Regions from separate parts of the Mus musculus genome. Here region 1 is linked to region 2. Evidence: chromatin contacts called from ENCODE POLR2A ChIA-PET data. All regions are on one chromosome and are shown on one strand. Each heading gives the region's core, a stretch centred on a gene start or an enhancer-like site at or near the end of the contact. The rest is flanking DNA. Distances are from core to core; before and after follow the strand shown. Region 1 holds the start of Cox8a (cytochrome c oxidase subunit 8A). Region 2 holds the start of Fkbp2 (FK506 binding protein 2).

Evidence for each region. ChIA-PET counts read pairs that join two places held with the same protein, here RNA polymerase II (POLR2A).
Region 1: POLR2A ChIA-PET joins it to region 2 with 10 read pairs in embryonic stem cell. The contact joins the promoter of Cox8a here to the promoter of Fkbp2 in region 2. POLR2A ChIA-PET finds 5 or more read pairs at or near these places in 3 of 5 experiments (Patski and embryonic stem cell).

The regions. Positions count from the first base shown.
Region 1 is chr19:7,213,705-7,219,690 of GRCm38, reverse strand. Cox8a (cytochrome c oxidase subunit 8A) reads left to right here and starts at 2,075. Exons shown (of 2, transcript NM_007750.2): 1 at 2,075-2,292; 2 at 4,207-4,533. The coding sequence starts at 2,179. The coding sequence ends at 4,302.
Region 2 is chr19:6,977,004-6,982,865 of GRCm38, reverse strand. It overlaps Fkbp2 (FK506 binding protein 2), which reads left to right and starts at 2,402. Exons shown (of 6, transcript NM_001166368.2): 1 at 2,402-2,472; 2 at 3,725-3,893; 3 at 4,196-4,308; 4 at 4,430-4,476; 5 at 4,820-4,855; 6 at 4,932-5,129. The coding sequence starts at 3,729. The coding sequence ends at 4,993. LOC114841036 (Uncharacterized protein LOC114841036) reads left to right here and starts at 2,426. Exons shown (of 6, transcript NM_001370419.1): 1 at 2,426-3,552; 2 at 3,725-3,893; 3 at 4,196-4,308; 4 at 4,430-4,476; 5 at 4,820-4,855; 6 at 4,932-5,281. The coding sequence starts at 2,616. The coding sequence ends at 3,416. It overlaps Ppp1r14b (protein phosphatase 1, regulatory inhibitor subunit 14B), which reads right to left. Exons shown (of 4, transcript NM_008889.2): 4 at 5,542-5,862. The coding sequence ends at 5,816. Vegfb (vascular endothelial growth factor B) reads left to right here. Exons shown (of 7, transcript NM_001185164.1): 7 at 1-394. The coding sequence ends at 20.

The sequences.
Region 1 (5,986 bases), core at 826-3,325, 240 kb before region 2:
TGGCTGGTTTAGAACTTGCTATTTGAGGGGCTGGTGAGATGGCTCAGTGGGTAAGAGCACCCAACTGCTCTTCCAAAGGTCTGAAGTTCAAATCCCAGCAACCACATGGTGGCTCACAACCATCTGTAACAAGATCTGACTCCCTCTTCTGGAGTGTCTGAAGACAGCTACAGTGTACTTATATAATAAATATATAAATCTTAAAAAAAAAAAAAAAAAAAAAAAAAACTGGGCTGGTGAGATGGCTCAGTGGGTAAGAGCACCCGACTGCTCTTCCGAAGGTCCAGAGTTCAAATCCCAGCAACCACATGGTGGCTCACAACCACCCGTAAGGAGATCTGACTCCCTCTTCTGGAGTGTCTGAAGACAGCTACAATGTACTTACATATAATAAATAAATAAATCTTAAAAAAAAAAAAAAAAAAAAAACTTTAAAAAAAGAAGATTTACCAGGCTGGCCTCAAACTCAGACACTCCAGAAGAGGGAGTCAGATCTCGTTACAGATGGTTGTGAGCCACCACGTGGTTGCTGGGATTTGAACTCCGGACCTTCGGAAGAGCAGTTGGGTGCTCTTACCCACTGAGCCATCTCACCAGCCCCAATAAATCTTTTTAAAAAAGAAAGAAAAGGTGTTCTAGGTAGAATGTAAAGAGTAAAAAGTCCAAAATCTGGAAGGGTGGAGAAGAGACCTAGGAGCAAGGACAAAAAACAAGCGATATTGAGAAGTCAGACAGAAGGGCAATATCCAAGATCCGGGCCTTGTCTAGAAAGCAATGGGGAGGGCTGGCAAGATGGCTCAGTGGATAAGAGCACTTACTGCTCTTCCGAAGGTCCTGAGTTCAAATCCCATTGGAGGCCCTCTTCTGGTGCATCTGAAGTCAGCTACAGTGTACTTATGTATTAATAATAAATAAATCTTTGTGCCAGAGCAAGCAGGGACTGAGTTTACAGGAGCGAGCAGAGCTGACCGGAGCAAGCAGAGGTCTTAAAAATTCAGATCCCAACAGTGACATGAAGACTCACAACCATCTGTATAGACACAGTGTAATCACATACATAAATATTTTTTTAAAGAAAGCAATGGGGAACCACTTGATCAGGTATTTGTCTAGTAAAACAAGAAGGAAGGAGAGAGGAGAAAGGAACAGAAAGAATAAAGGCAGAAGGGAGACAGGGGATAAAGAAGAGAAAGAAGAGAGGCAACAAGGCATGGAACATAGGAATAGAAGCAGAAAAGTTCAAGGTCATTCTCATCTACACGGTTTTAGGACAGCCTGGGCTACTGGAGACCTTAAAAAACCAAAACTGGCCGGGCGTGGTGGCGCATGCCTTTAATCCCAGCACTCGGGAGGCAGAGGCAGGCGGATTTCTGAGTTCAAGGACAGCCTAGTCTACAGAGTGAGTTCCAGGACAGCCAGGGCTACAGAGAGAAACCCTGTCTCGAAAAACAGAGAACAAAACAAAACAAAACAAAACTGTCCTAACACACACAAAAGGAGGAAAGCAGAAGTTGAGAACAGTTACCAGTTATGTGGAAACGGGTTTCTGAGAGGATAACAGTAAATGACAGGAGTCTCGGGGCTGGAGAGAGAGCTCAGCGCTTAGAAGCACTCGCTGCTCTTGCAGAGGTCCAGTTCAGTTCAGTTCCCAGCATCCACAAGATTACTCACTATTGCCTGAACTCCAGTTCCAGAGGATCCAACACCCTCTTTTGGCCTCTCTGCGTTCTGCATACACAGATGAACATGCTGACAAAACACTCATAAAGTAAAACTATGTTTTTAAAACTAGAGGCTTACTGGTGGCGAGCTGGAGTCACTAGTACAGTGCTGGCAGAGAGAGGATCCTAGTTAAATGAATGGAGGGAGGAGCCAAGGAGTCAATAGACTTGTAGCTTGTGTGATTGGGTGGCTATGCGTGTCACTCTCGAAGAAAGTGGAGGTGGGAGCAAAGGTGTCTCATTTCTCCTCCCATCTGTGTAGGATGATGTCGGTTGGTTGTTTCGAGGAGCGCGCCAAAAACAGCCCAGGCGGGCGAGGGGGCTTGTCCCGACGTCATTTCCGAAATACTTCCGGCTCGGGCGTCCGGCAACTTCAGCGCCGGAACTTCCGGCTGGTTCGGCCATCTTGACTCCCTGACCTTGGACTGGTCCTCGTCCGTGGTCGTTCCGCGCCGTCATGTCTGTCCTGACGCCACTGCTGCTGAGGAGCCTGACCGGCTCGGCCCGGCGGCTCATGGTGCCGCGGGCTCAGGTCCACTCGAAGCCGGCGCGGGAGCAGCTCGGGGTCCTGGTGAGCGGGACGGACCGGGAGCGGGGAGGTGGGCGAACTGTGGTAGCCTGCGACATTGGCTTAGGCCTGTCCTCAAGGCATGGATGAGACAGTCGCTCGGCTGCTCCTAAGCCCTAGGTATTTTTCCCAAGTTCCTGGATGTCAGGTCAGCCCGCTAGTTTGTTTACTCTGTTCGGCCTCTCTAAACCCGTCTCTCCTTCCATTCCCCCCCCCCCCCCACCGCAGGGGAGGGCATGCCTGGTAACTGGCAGCGACGTCATGGTTGTTACTGCTACATTTTATTATTAAGGAGGGCTGCAGAGTTCACCAGGTCTACATTCCCAGAGATGTAGGAGCATTTAGATACTAGGACAATTTTTACTTTTAAAACATTAGTTTAAAAACATGAGGCAGGGTCTCTTGTAGCCCAGGCTGACCACATTTGACTTTGAAGCGATAATCTCTTTAGTGCTGGGATAACAGGCCTGTGCCATCACTTGTGGTTTATGTGGTGCTGGGGATCAAGCCCGGGACTTTGTGTTAGGCAAGCACTTTCTTAATACTACACCGCAGCCTAGGCCCCCCCATCCCTCCCTTTTTTGGAGCTCTTCTGTTTTAAGTGACAATGGGTCATGAATCCAGATATCTGGGCATTGAATTAGGGGTAGAACCAAAGCACTGCCACTGAAGAAACAGTGACAACCAAGCCATGCCCTCTCTTACGCCCATTTAGTGGGAGGTTGAGGCATGAAAACAGAGCTCGGGAATTCAGGCCAGCTTGGGCAACATACTGAGACTCTGTCTCAAAAACAAGAGTCTGGGGGCTGGAAAGATGGCGTTTGGTGCATAGCCTCATGAAGACTGGTTCAGGTTCCAGCACCCATATAACAAGCTTGTAACTCCAGCTCCAACGCATCTGACATCCCGTCCTGACCTTGGGTAAGCATGCAAACACATACCTGTGCTCACACACATGCATCATACAAATATAGATAAAACACATCTTTAAAAGATACAAAACCCCAGCAGGGCAGTGTGGCACACGCCTATAATCCAGCACTTATGCTATAGAAGCTGTGGATCTCTGAGTTCAAGGCCAGCCTGGTCTACTGAGTGAGTTCCAGGACAGCCAGGGCTACACAGAGAAACCCTGTCTCTGTGTAGACAACAAACAACAAAAACAAAAAAAGAGAAGAAACTGTATAGAAAGCAAGGACACGTGAGAATGGTTTATTTAAGAAGTATTCGCTTCACCAGCATGAAGATTTGACATTGACTACCCAGTAACCGGCTAGTCTTTAGCCCTAGTGCTGGTAGGGGGAGAGGGGCAGGGAGCTCCCTGGATTCCACTGTTCAGCTTGTCTAGCCAAAACAGTGAACTTCAGGTTTAGTAAAAAAAAACCTGTCTCCAAAAAAAAAAGAAAGAAAGAAAGAAAGAAAGAAAAGATGGAGAGCTGTTAGATGAGATGCCAGACATCAAGCTCTGGCCTTCACCCACATGGAAAACAGCACACATACACACCAGTGAGCATAGTGGCACTTGAGTGTATTTCCAGGACCAGGGCATCAGGAACAGGAGAATCTCAAGTTTAAGCCCAGGTCTGGGTGGGGTGCATAGTAAGACTCCTGCCTGCACCCTTTCCCCCCACAGATAAATACATCTTTTTAAAAACCAAAGACCTTTATTTCAAGGCTGGAAATGGACTTGACCCAGTGTCCCCTCCATCCTTAGAGTCTCTCTGTGTCTGTATCTCCCCCTCTCCTGTGCTGGGGATTGAACCTCAGGCCCAAGTTGCTTTCTTTAGTGTGGGTCTGCTGGATTTTCTGCCTTGGTCTTTGCCACTGAGGGACTTCCCATGCCTAAGGACTACCTGAACTGGGAGTGCCTACAGAATTCTTGCCCTGAGGGATCCTTCTTTCTTGTACTCTGTGTAGGATATCACCATTGGGCTCACTTCCTGCTTCGTGTGTTGTCTTCTGCCTGCGGGCTGGGTCCTGTCACACCTGGAGAGCTACAAGAAGCGGGAGTGAAGGGAGCAGTCTTCCCTCATCCTTTGACTAGACCACTTTTGCCAGCCCACCTTGATCATGTTGCCTGCATTCCTGGCTGGCCTTCCCCGGGATCATGTTATTCAATTCCAGTCACCTCTTCTGCAATCATGACCTCTCGATGTCTCCATGGTGACAACTGGGACCACATGTATTGGCTCTGCTTGGTGGGGTCCCCCTTTGTAACAATAAAGTCTATTTAAACCTTGCTCCAGAAATGCATCATGTCCTTCTGCACCAGGCTTCTGCCTCCACACAGAAACGAGGATGCTGGTGGCCTGGGGTCCACGGAGGAACATCTGGCCGGTCCAGGCCCCAGTGCTAAGGTTTGTTGGGTGTCTGGGAAACACCAGTTGTTATTGAGCAGTCTACCTTGATGCTTATCCCTTCCAGTTCCCTTGCCTGTGCCAAGTTATTGGCTCCCTGTAAGTGCATGTGTGCCATGCCTTGTAGCTGGAATCCTTTACCGAGCATCTTTCCTGGCTTGGATGTCCGTCCACGTGCAGTATCTTGCAAGTAGAGGTGTGGTAGTAACCATGGCATTTTACGCTGGGCACTGCTACCACTTCATGTCAAATTCAAGGCCTCTTACTTTGAGCACTTGTGAATGCTTACCGTCTGAGTGGTCTTCCTTATACTTCCTCCTCGGTATTTTGGGGAGGAGCCAGGGGAAGCTGGAAATGACTTCTCTAGCCATGTGGTACATGTAAAGCAATGCCTGCCAAGCTGGAATCCTGTCAGGATCTGTGATGAGCAGCACTCTGGCTCCCCAGTTCCCCAGAGAGTGAAATGGCTTTATGTCCCTTTGCATGGTTTGTTTGATGACCTGGCTGACTTCCAGATGACACAGGACAGGATTCCTTATGGCCATGAGTCTAGGACTGTTGCTATGAGAGCTGAGGCCCTCCCCGCAGTGGTCCACTGCCCTCTTCCTGGAAGCTTCAGGCAGAGCTGGCTCCCTCCATCCCTTTTCTCCTGGCTTTTCTGCATGGTATTTGCCAATGCCTATCTATCCAAGGCCAGGGATGTTCCCTTAAGGGTAGGAAATGGCTCCTGCGTCCTGAGGGGCTGCTCCATGAACACAATCCAGCTTTGGTGTCTAAGACTGAGGGATTGTGGACCAGCCTCCTGAGCCTGTGGTCGGAGGGAGAGACTGCTACAAGGTGGGCACAGCTTGGGGTGCTGGCCAGGAGATTGCTACTGCTGGATCTCAAGGGCGCAGTGTGGTGACAAACCCAGCACTGGGACTGAGGCGAGGGACTCAGATTTCCAGACCAGCCTGAGCTACATTGTAAGACACTTTTTTTTTTTTAAAGATTTATTTACTATTACATGTAGCTGTCTTCAGACACTCCAGAAGAGGGCGTCAGATCTCATTATGGATGGTTGTGAGCCACCATGTGGTTGCTGGGATTTGAACTCAGGACCTTTGGAAGAGCAGTCGGTGATTTTAACCCTTGAGCCAACTCACCAGCCCGACACTATCTCTTTAAACAAAGAAACCTAAACTAAATGAAGAGATAGAAATGAAGGGGTGACCTCAGAAGCAGTGTCTTGCCCAGTGACCTCATAGCTGTTTCTTTCACATTAGGACCCTTTTCTGCTCACAGCTCAGTGGGGAGAAAGCTGGATGTTAGTCAGCTTTTTAAAAAGAATATATTTTAGA
Region 2 (5,862 bases), core at 1,153-3,652:
GCCGGAAGCCGCGAAAGTGACAAGCTGCTTTCCAGACTCCACGGGCCCGGCTGCTTTTATGGCCCTGCTTCACAGGGAGAAGAGTGGAGCACAGGCGAACCTCCTCAGTCTGGGAGGTCACTGCCCCAGGACCTGGACCTTTTAGAGAGCTCTCTCGCCATCTTTTATCTCCCAGAGCTGCCATCTAACAATTGTCAAGGAACCTCATGTCTCACCTCAGGGGCCAGGGTACTCTCTCACTTAACCACCCTGGTCAAGTGAGCATCTTCTGGCTGGCTGTCTCCCCTCACTATGAAAACCCCAAACTTCTACCAATAACGGGATTTGGGTTCTGTTATGATAACTGTGACACACACACACACTCACACTCTGATAAAAGAGATGGAAGACACTATGGCTGCTTCTGTCATTGTTTGCTACTCTCCAGGCTGGCCAGCTTGGGCAGGAAAGCGCAACACAGCATCATTTCAGTTTTGCTTCCTATCTTACTGTGCCAGTGTGCCCAACCCCGACAGCAGTTCCCAGGTAAAGCCACAACCACAGATTGTTACAAAAAGTCCTTGCCTCCTGCTCACCACAAGGATTCTGACTACCCTGGCCAGAAATTAAGGAGACCTAGACCATAAGAACTGCTTCCCAGATTCACATGGCAAGAATAGATAATTGCCACCAAACGGAACCCTCTTGGCTCTCAACTAGTGTGAGGTTTTTTTTTTTGTTTTTGTTTTTAATATATATAATAATATATATATATAATAGGAGGTATCACCCACTTTCTCTGTTGAGTATACACTTGCAATATTGTTCCTTGTGGCTGCCCCTTTCATGCCTCAATCCTGCCTTCATATGACTGGAAAGCCTTTTTTTTTTCTTTCTTTTTTTCAAGACAGGGTTTCTCTGTATAGCCCTGGCTGTCCTGGAACTCACTCTGTAGACCAGGCTGGTCTGGATTTTGAACTCAGAAATCCACCTGCCTCTGCCTCCCAAGTGCTGGGATTAAAGGCATGCGCCACTAATGCCCGACTGGAAAGCCTTTTTAAAGAAACACACCCAGAGTCTTCTCCACCTACAATCCCTGGCATCCCAGGATTCATCAGCTGCTGTTTGAGATTCCTAACCTACTTGGTCCAGGCTCAGTGTCTACCCTTCTCCACTGTCCTGGGTAGTGTGGGAAGGCTAGCGAAGCACCAAGGCTTTGGCCTGCTACAGAACATTCAGGGACAGAAGTAACTGAAAGTAGCCGCCCTAATGAAGGGACTGACACTGAGGTCATGATCTTGGTGGTATCAAAGCAGGAGTAGGGTAAACTAAAGAATTCCTCAAGATGATGATCATCACATAATTACTTACCCATCCATGAGAGTCTCACATAGCCTGCATGACCTTAAACTTCCTGGCTTCATACATGTTTGGCAAATATTACTGATTTACTGCATCTTCAGCCCTGATGCTGCTTTTGAACTTTCTCTTTTAAGAAAATGTCTCCTGTATCCTAGGCTGACTCAGAATTCTTCATGTAGCTGGAATGTCCTTGAATTTCTGATCCCTCTATATCTACCTCTAGAGTGTTGACATTACAGTCATGGGACAGCACACCATTTTTTATCATGTTTAAATAACTTTCTCAGCAGTGATATTGGTGATCATGCTCTGGCTCAGTGAAGGTTAGGATTTGAGAGCTAAACATTCAGAACCCACTAAGCTTCATCAGATATGCAGTATGCTTCTCTTGGGGTCAACATCATGATTATCTTCCATTGGTATCTGAATAAATGGTCTTAGCAGGGCAAACGGCCTAAGACGGGTATGAAATCACTAGACTCCATAGCCTAACTCAGGTTTGGCTTCCTCTAAATTTCAGGATCTTTAGGTTAGAGAATGTGTCTCCTGGGCAGTGAATGATAGACCTGGCCCAGGAGACGTTTGTTCACCCACAGATGAGACTTGACACTGTAGACCACAAGATGAAAGGGGTCCGCATAGCTCAGGGCCATGTGGTATGGGTGTCATAGAGCGCACCACCAAAAGAACGAACTTAGTCAAGGTCACGCAGCCAGCCAAGAAATGAAAGAACTAAGATTCAAATCCGGGTTGTCGCTCCGAACCCCTAGCCTCTTCCCACAACAACTACCCAAAGGCGTGCCGGTCAGGAAGTCAGCACGGTGCCTGCTAGAACCCCTCCAGGCGCGTGCAGTCATACTTGCTTGACCATGTCACCTTGGCTGGAACTGCCTTCTGTCTCTCGGACACAACTTTTGCCAAACTAGACCCGGAATCTGAACCCCGGAAGTGACGTTGTCACGCAGTCACTCAGGAGGCAGGGCCAAATGAGAAGCCCCGCCCATAGATGCAGCAGCGGGTTTTGGACGGTCCAATGAGGGCGGGCAGCGTGTCCCGCCCTGTAGCGACGAAGACGCGCCTGCGCAGAAGTGACAGCACGAGCGGGATTGGCTCCGGGGGCGCGGCGAGGAGGTGAGCGGGGGGCCACAGCCCAGGCTGGGGGATCCGGGTGCAGGAGGGCAACCTGGGGCAGGCCGGCCTGAAGCGGGCCGGAGTCCGCGTGCCAGCCAGGGGCAGCAAACGAAGGAATTGGGGCTGGGGTCCGGCCTCTGGCAATGCCGCAGGGGGCGGGCTCTCACGCCGTACGGGGCGGAGCCCTGGGGCTCGGGGCGGGGCGCGGAACAGCGGTGGGAGGGACAACGGAGCCAGTGCGAGTTGAGGGCGGAACCCAGTGGCCCATAGCTGGAGTAGGAGGCGTGGGGGGCGGGGCTTGGGGTTTAGAGGAGGAGCTGGAGCAGGTGGAAAGTGGAGCCTTTGGCTCGGAGACAGAGGGCGTGAGATCCCAGTCGTTGGAGGTGGGACTTCAGTCAGTGAGTGGCGTGGCCCCTCTGCTGGAGACTAGGTCTAACATTGCGGAGGGTGGAGCTGCAGGTCAGGGGGCGGAGCTTCACGCCGTAAAGGGTGGGGCCAAGGAGCCTTGCGCAGAGCTAAGCTTGAGCTATGGCCGGGGGCGTCCACGCGGGGGCGGTCTCCGTGGTGGCCGCGCCTGGGGTCGCGGTAGACCGAGAACTCCCCCTGGAGAGGTGGTGTGGGTGGAGCGAGCTCGGCGCCCTGCTGACTCTGAGCCAGTTTGGGTTCCCCGGAGGCCCCCAAGAGCTCAGAGTTGGGGAGGTGCCCCTGGTGGAGGAGGCACGGGGCCGGACTGGGGGGTGCCCCCGGAGGACCGGGGCTCCTCAGAGCCACCTAGTGGAGATGTGTGGGTGCCTCGGGGCCGAACACCTGCAGCAGCCGCAGATGTGTGGGTGTGCTGGACAGGGGGCAGCTGGGTGTGGCGGGAGTGGGGTCGTCCAGTCGGGACAAATCCGGTGCAATCAGATAGGGTTTGGACTTTGCGTAAAGGGGCTAGCGGGAACTGAAGAACGGAGATGGGGACTGGGAGGGAGAGAAGGTCAGGTAGTGAGCAAAGGGAGGGGGCACTGGCTGCTGTGGCCTCCCCTGACCCCCTCCCCTCGCTGCTGGGGTCCTCGGTCAAGCCCCCTTCTCACTGGACTGGTAAGTGTGGCTACAGAGCCCAGGGGAGGGGGTGGTGACCCAGGACTGTGGGATTCCCCAGAAACAGGCAAGATATAATGGGGAGTTGGCGTCCTCCTGATACAGACTGAAGACGTCCCATGACTCCACCCCCCAGTTTTTTGGTTGGGGGTGGGGTGGCCTTTGCCTACAGAGACATGAGGCTGAGCTGGATCCTGACAATACTGTCCATTTGCCTGAGTGCCCTGGCAGCAGCCACGGGGGCCGAAGGCAAACGGAAGCTGCAGATTGGAGTGAAGAAACGTGTGGACCACTGTCCTATCAAGTCTAGAAAGGGAGATGTCTTACACATGCACTACACGGTAAGTGTCAGAGTGGAGCAGCCTCTGGGGCTTTGGCAGGTTTCAGGACCTGAAAGGACTTTGGCATCTGTTTTTTCTCAGCTAGGTAGATAACCTCAAACACATCTATCCCCCTTTGACCTCTAAGCTCCTTCCCACGATTCTATCTTGCTTTTCAGTTTACTCAGCTAGATATCAGCATCCAAATTAACACACATGAGCTACCCAAGGCATTGGCCCTGGGGCTGTGGTGGGGAGACTAGCTGGGTGGAAGGGTTGTGGACTTGTCACCTCTCCTTACTAGTTTTCCCATGGTCTCACAGGGAAAGCTAGAAGATGGGACGGAGTTTGACAGCAGCCTACCACAGAACCAGCCCTTTGTTTTCTCCCTTGGCACTGGCCAGGTTATCAAGGGCTGGGACCAGGGGCTGCTGGGGTAAGTCTGGTCTGGGGTACATGTTGTAGTGAGTGATCCAGCAAGCGAGCTGTGGGAGGAAGGCCCAGCTGTGGGACAGGGGTCTGGGCGCTTCATGTGCTAAGCATGTGTCATCCTGCAGGATGTGTGAAGGGGAAAAGCGGAAGTTGGTGATCCCATCCGAGCTGGGTAAGAGGCCCTTGGGGTTGGGAGGTAATGGGGAGAGGGCTTAGATGTGCCTAAGGATGAATTAAAGTTTCACTGGTCCCCACTCCATTTAGTCATGGCAGCATATACGCCACTTTCAAGTCTGGCTTGTGTTCAGCAGCCAGGATTGAGGAAAGCTCGCGCTAGCTGAGCTGGTGACAACTGCAGAGCAGTAGAGAGTGACAATTGTAGATCGCTCAGTGCCAGACTTTTGGTGTTCTCACCCTCTCCTGTCACCCCTGCAAACCCCCCCCCCCCCATCCTTTATGTGGGCTAGAAGGGAGCCTGGCCACAACTTAACTCTTTGTCTTTGTGCTTTTGACAGGGTATGGAGAGCGGGGAGCCCCCCCAAAGATCCCAGGTAATACCCTTACCACCCTCAGCCCGTCACTCTCCCAGCGTCCCAGGTCCCAGTCTGATGGCACTTCTCTCTCCAGGTGGAGCAACCCTGGTGTTTGAGGTGGAGCTGCTCAAGATTGAGAGACGCTCAGAACTGTAGCAGGCTGCAGAGGGCTAGGAGGCCCCCCCGTCAGGGACCAGAACTGTAGCAGGCTGCAGAGGGCTAGGAGGCCCCCATCAGGGACCAGACTGTTTAAAAACAAAAACAAACAAAAAAACCTTTAAAACCCCCAAGAGTGAGTCTGTATTTCTTTGTGGATCCTAAGGAACTTAGATTAGTACCTTAGCATCAGTGTTAGGGCAGGGCACTGGTGTAACGTGAATGGGTTGGTCCCCAAGTTGAACCCCCAGCATGGGGGAAGGGAAAATAAAACCAGCTTCAATCTCATATCATATCTTCCCTGATAATTGCAGAGCGTTGAGGTTTAGCCTCAACAGCCTAGAGACCTTACCCAGTGCGGATAAAAACTCTGAAGACTGTAGGTAGCAACACTGCTCCCCAGCTGCTTGGAATAGCAATCTGGGAGTCAGCCTGAGTTATCACCATGGCTACATGGGCTCCAAGAAGGCCCAGGATCACCTGGGGAGTAGACGAGCTGGTGACAATTGTAGAGCAGTGTGTCCCCCGTAAAAGACCAGCCAAGCCTGTTAGCTGCTCCAAAGGCTGTATCCTAGCTTTATTTTTAAAGGGCCTGCGCCGCAGAGTCAATATAAAAACACAAAAAGTCCCGTCAGTTTAATAACAATAAAAAACCCCAAAAGTGGAAAACTGAGGGCAAGGGAAATGACCCCTAGGCAGGGGCACGGGGATCCCTGCTCATGGCACCAGGCCTGGCTGCAGGGTCCCCCGGTATTGCTGTTGCTACGAGGTTGGGGGGCAGCGATTGTCCTGTGGGAGCCACGGCCGTCTGAGTCAGGACCCTCATTTCTTCTGGGGTGTGCTCAGCTTCTGCATGCCCCGGATCTTGT